Regions from separate parts of the Homo sapiens genome. Here region 1 is linked to region 2. A link is an interaction called in ENCODE POLR2A ChIA-PET data of the cell type or tissue named here. Cell type or tissue: OCI-LY7. All regions are shown on one strand. Each heading gives the region's core, and the rest is flanking DNA. Links, peaks and the distances in the headings are about the cores only. Region 1 overlaps COPS8-DT (COPS8 divergent transcript). Region 2 overlaps COPS8-DT (COPS8 divergent transcript).

Region 1 (2,912 bases), core at 190-2,689, 58 kb after region 2:
CAGTGCGAGAATGGACTAATACGGTTGTGTGGCCATGTTTCCTCAGCTGTGGCTTGTTGACGGTTAAATATTTGCATGCAGCCACATTTCTCACAGGCTGCTCCCAGCCAGTGTCTGAGCAAGGCAGTGCAGGTCCACTCTGGGGAGAGGTTGGGCTGAGTCCTCTGGTTCAGGGTTGAGGATGCCCGGTGGCTTTGCAGAACTTTCCTGGGGCCACCTCCTCGCAGCCATCCCTCCTCTTTCCTTCACTGGGGTCAGACTCACACCACAGTCTGAAGGCTATTCCAGTTGCACCCAGCTTCCCCCCGCATTTCTCTTAGGCATTTTCCCTGATGAAATGCTTGCCTATTTGATCCATTTCTTTGCACCGCTCTTAGGGGACCTGGCGTAAATCTACCCGATTCTTACTCCTCGCCAGATCTCCCCTGCAGGTGGCTGTTCTGCAGGAGGGGTCTTGCCTTGCCTCCTCCGCTGTCATGGCTTCAGAGCGCTGGGAGCTGTCACTGCATGGAACACATCCCAGTTCCCAGGCTGCCCGAATATGAGGGCGCCTCCCTTCTTCATCTGCATGGTGACTCCTGGGGCCGCATTCCTGGGGTCCTCGGCAGCCCCTCCTTCCTGCTTCCGTGAGGTGTAGAAGATGGGGAAGTGAGTGGGCTGAGAGCAAAGAAAGGTGATTGATAGAAATGAGAAGAAAGTCTTTCTGCTCAACTCACAGAAGCATCCAAGGAATGGAGCATGGGCGCTGCCGAGTTCCCCTGGAGCTCAGGCACAGGTGTCTCCGTCAGGGGATGGGAGAAAAGTTAAAAACACAAACAAGAACAAAACCTTGTGTAGAGAGTCTCTGTGCTGGGACACAAACTGAGGCCCTCCGCATTTCACACTGAGGCCACTCATGGCATCAGGTCCTTTTGCTCCTCTCAGGCTTCCCTTCTTCCCAGTTTCTGCCTTAGGGAAAGGCCGTCATCTGTTTTCCTCTTGCATTATTTTCACCTTTATCTGTGGAAAGTTGCAAAGACTGCACAGGGGGCCTTCTCCAGATGACATGTGAAGCAACAGCCGTAGGAAACTCTAAATCCACCTGAAATTTGAGTTTCTGCTGAGGGTTAATATTTTAAATGGAACCCATGAGCCCACTATAAAGCGAAGCCCAGCTCAGTGGTGAAGGAGCGTCTACAGGAGTCATGAGGCACAGCATTTTCTAGTTCCTGACTAAAAACAGAAATGAAACCTTTTCTCTGCAGATTTTGTCAAGGTGTTCTGCAGGCAGTTGCACTTTCGACCCTCCTCATTTGCCCATTAGCAAATGGAAAAATTATAATAATGTGAACTATTTTTGTTTTGTTTTTTAAATGTTGAATGATGTGGCAGTGTAGCTAAAATCCTGCATTTGGAGGCCAGAACTGTAAGCCATTTTTGAAAGGAAGACAGTTCTCGACAATAAGCATCTTGATCTTGAAACCCTTGAGGAGCAGGGACAGAGCAGAGAGTACAGGTGAGAGCGAGAACAAGAGCAGCAAAAGAAAATGAGCAAACCATACTGGAAAAGCAACCCTTGGCCAGCCCCACTGGCTCTGAGCCACGTGCTAGGTGGGGTCAGGGGAGAAGCTCTGGGCCCTGCCAACTGTGTTCTGGCCTCAGCCCCAAGCTGTCCCTGAGGGCTGCACCCCAGAATCCGAGGATGTGAGGAGTATGGTTCTGAGCCCTGCTCTGGTGAGGAAGGGACTGGCAGACTCTCAGATCATGCCGAGGCTGCTCTCATTTGCTGTTTCATGCATGTGTGTTTTGTGTGCATGTTGAAAGGAGCAAACTGCGTGTCGCCTATGAAACATGGGTTTGGTTCTTCAGAAGAAATCCTTTTGGAGTTCTCACAAAGCTCCAAGTTATCCAGGAAGCCCCAAGGACCAAACACGCATTGTGGTTGGGACTGTGATGCCCAGATGGGCCAGTCCTGGAAATGGAGCTCATGGAAGGTGGCGTCGCGATGGCCGGTAGAGCAGGAAGGATGCGGGGCAGGGCCCCCTTGAATCAGCCTGGCTGGGAGAGGTGGGTAGGATTCAGTGAGGGTATCTCAGACTGCACTGAAATTAACATTTTATTTACACACATTCACACATATACAATACACCAAGAGACATAAGAAGGAAAAAACTATGATAAGTTGCTGCTTATGTGAGTTTCCACATGGATACAAAACACTCTTGTATGCAAAGTTAACAAGGTCTGGGCTCCTTCCCAGCACACCTCTGCCCCCGTCCCCCGGGCTTCACCTCACGGCAATGCGCTGGGCAGGGTGAGTCCCATATCGCTCTCAACAGCTGAAGGGGAGCTGCTTGTCTTGGCAGGACCTTGAGAGTTAATGACACATGTAATGGTGTGTGGGGAAAGTGAGAGACGATGGAGGATTGTGTGGTACAAAAAAGCAAAAATATGTGTTATAGAAATAGAGTATTTGCATCAAACTGAAATCCTCCCTATCCTGAGAATTTCAGGAAGAGGACAAAATCACAGGGTCACATCCTGAAGGACACCCTGCCCGGCTCTGACTTTACCCCTCTCAGTGCCCTGGGGTGGGGGTATCGATCTAGAAAGCCACCTATCGCAGGGTGTGTGTATGTGTGTGTGTGTATTCATTAGTGCTTGCGGTCACTGTGAAGACACCAACTGTTCTGAACAAGACTTTCCAATAATGCAGGGCGAGATTGCCTGAAACAAACTAGAAAAACAACATAAAAGAAGAAAAGGGAAAGCATGCCCAGGAGAGCCTCAAATATCTTTTGTCCATATTGCTGTTTTCGAAAATCCGGGGTGAATAAAAAGCTGGCACTCTCCGGGTTTTGCCTGGTCCTGGAATTCTTTTGTAGTGAGCACCACCTTGTGGTCTGCCTTTTGCATTTCCCAAGAACACAATG
Region 2 (2,912 bases), core at 315-2,814:
CATGCTCACAGACATGCAAATGGATGGGGGGTGTGAATTAACATAATGCTCTAACTCAAGTCATTCTCACCAGGCAATTCTGCCCCCCAGGGGACATTGGCAATGGCTGGAGACATTTTTGGTCACCACAACCTGTTGGGGAGGGTGAGGGGTGCTACTGGCTTCCGGTAGGTGGAGGCCAGGGATGCTCGCAAGCATCCCCAGTGCACAAGACAGCCCCCACGATGACGTACGACCCTTCCCGAACGTCCACAGTTAGTGCTTCCCTTGTGACCTTGTGAAGCCCTGCTCAGATTGTGAGGAGGATGATGCATTCACAGAGGCCAGTCTGCAAAGCACACTCTTCTCTCAAAGTTGATAAACCAATCTGGAAAACAAAATTTCTACCATTGACCCACTGGTGAGCACCAACCAGAGGATGAGGGGTTGGGGAGTGGCCTTAAGAGGAACAGTACTTGAGAGCTGTTGGGCTCTGAATGCCCAGTTTCTCTATCTCCACCCAGGGGATGGACCTCTCATGGGAACTGGGCAGCTCCTGCGGCAGCTCAGAAGAGCCTGCTGGTGTGCCTGGGTGGGGAGTGTGTGGGACACAGCCTCTGTGCAGGCTGCAGGGAGTCAGCCCAGGTTCCAGCACTCACTGTTCCCTGAGGTTAGTTTATTTCATCGCTGTTAGATTCTGTTTCATTATTCATCACATGTGGGTACTAACAGTGGCAAATTGTGTAGCGCTATAAGGGAATTCAATGAGATAATGCATGTGAGAGGCTTACGCTAACCTCCTGTGAATGTGGTCCTACAATGAGAGGCCTAGAGTCAAACCCCTTGTAGAAAACACTAGGTTAAATAAAATTAACCTGGATTTGCTTGTTTTCCTTGTAGGGCCTCTCAGGGCATTTAAAGCATTATTGAGCATTTCAGCTCTCTAAGAAAGGGGAACAATATACAGAGGTCTGCATACTCAGGCACCCTCAATCCCTGTATTACCTTACAGAAGTGACCTTCTCCAGCACACACCGCCGGAAACACTACTGAACCTCTGAGCACGCTGGCAAATGACTCAGTTCCTGGTGTATATATACAGGTGCCTGAGCTCATTAATTTTCTATTGGTCACTGTGAGCTTCTCTTTCAGAGGGTGGCATTTTCTAGTTGCTCCAAATCAAGGTCCTCTCTTTTGGAGTCTATAGCTGTGTTGGCCAATTTTATCCACCTGACTTTCCTGTTGTTTTTCTTTGCTCAGCTTTTAATACTGGCCTGGATTTTTAGACCTGCATTGTTATTAAATAAATGTAATATCTTTTGTTTTCCAACATTTAATCTTATTAGCTTCATTCAAAAAACAAAAGGTTAAATTGGGCTACCTGCTCATCGTCTTCTGGGTCTATGTGAAAAATGAAAAAAAAAAAAAAAAACTCCCTCCATGTTATTGTCACTTCAATCCAGGAAATTGAAATCAATACAGATACAGAAGTGGCAAGGTTTGCATTATTTTTCAGAGTCCAAAACATATGTATTTAAAATGTGTTAATAAACCATAAAACATTATACAAAATATAGAAACATTTAGTTCTCAAACTTGTGTTTCAGAAACACTCCCTTGAAAAATAAGTAAATTCAAATTACAGACTACCTAAAGTAATTATTAATGAAAGAAAAGGAAAAGAACCGGATGGGTGCGGTGGCTCACACCTGTAATCCCAGCACTTTGGGAGGCTGAAGCAGGTGGATCACTTGAGGCCAAGAGTTCAAGACCAGCCTGGCCAACATAGTGAAACCCATCTCTACTAAAAAATACAAAAATTAGCTAGGCATGGTGGCACATGCTTGTAATCCCAGCTGCTGGGGAGGCTGAAGCACGAGAATCACTTGAACCTGGGAGGCAGAGGTTGTAATGAGCTGAAATCGTGCCAATGTGCTCCAGCCTGGGCAAAAGAGCAAGACTCTGTCTCAAAAAAAAGGAAAAGAACTTAAGAATGTGAAGTCTCATGCACTAATGATTCAAAGTTTGGGAAAAGTACTGAATCATCCCCACTATAATATCAGGGCAATTGGCCATTTGATTAACACATTACAAGCCAGAGGTCACTTAATTCTGTAGGTTAGAGAACTTGCAAGAAACCAAACAGGCCACGGAGCACCAGGAGAGACAAGGAAATCCATGTGTCATAGGCAGAACTGTGCCCTCCCCAAATTCATCTGCTGAAGTCTTAATCCTCAGTACCTCAGAATGTGACCATATTTGGAGACAGGTTATTTAAAGAGGCAATTAGGTTAAAATGAGGTCATTCATGTAAGTCCTAATTTACATGACCAGTCTCTTGATACGAAGAAGTGATTAGGACAGAGACTCAACAGAAAGAAGACCACATGAAGGTACATGGAGGAGATGGCTGTCTACAAGCCAAGAAGAGAGGTCTCAGAAGGAACCAAGCCTACAGACACAGTGATCTCAGACTTCCAGCCTCCAGAACCGAGAGACAGTAAATATCTGTGGTTTAAGCCACCCAGTCAATGGAACTGAGTTATGGTAGCCCTTGCAGCCTCATACACCATGGCTCTGGGTTAGACATCCTCCGGGCTCATCACCAAGTGTGAATTCCCATGATTAAACACCATGGTTTTCCCCTGCACAGGCTGCTGCTGGAGTGTGCCATCACTTAGACTGGCTTTTCTCATCATGGGTTCCTTCTTTGAGATGTAACCAAGGCTCCGCTATGTGTTCAGCTTATCAAGGTTTTCCAGGATAGCCATGACATCTGGTTTCATTGACTAAAATGAGATTTCAGTTTCAGTCCAATGACTTGACATTTCATGTTCACTTTTCGGTCTGCTTCAGAATAATTCCAGAAAGAGTCAACTGATTTCATCAAAAGCTTTGTGTGACAGAAGGGTTCCAAATCTGAAATTCAATCT

Evidence for each region. Peaks named below come from ENCODE experiments on the same cell type or tissue, not always from the same donor. Only the 100,000 strongest peaks of a DNase experiment are listed, where the experiment ranks them.
Region 1: POLR2A ChIA-PET joins it to region 2 with 12 read pairs; 2 of 35 experiments call an interaction of 5 or more read pairs at or near these places.

The regions. Positions count from the first base shown.
Region 1 is chr2:237,058,080-237,060,991 of GRCh38, forward strand. All of the region lies in intron 1 of COPS8-DT (COPS8 divergent transcript), which reads right to left. It overlaps LOC105373950 (a long non-coding RNA gene), which reads left to right. Exons shown (of 3, transcript XR_007088140.1): 1 at 1-2,912. Among named protein-coding and RNA genes, the nearest start is that of COPS8-DT, 26 kb to the right of the region's middle. RefSeq lists an enhancer at 1,302-1,411. In OCI-LY7, for the core only: no CTCF peak of the experiment used is centred there; DNase peaks (open chromatin) are centred at 522 and 1,222; H3K4me3 peaks cover 2,500 bases; H3K27ac peaks cover 2,500 bases.
Region 2 is chr2:236,999,634-237,002,545 of GRCh38, forward strand. All of the region lies in intron 1 of COPS8-DT (COPS8 divergent transcript), which reads right to left. Among named protein-coding and RNA genes, the nearest start is that of COPS8-DT, 85 kb to the right of the region's middle. In OCI-LY7, for the core only: no CTCF peak of the experiment used is centred there; no DNase peak of the experiment used is centred there.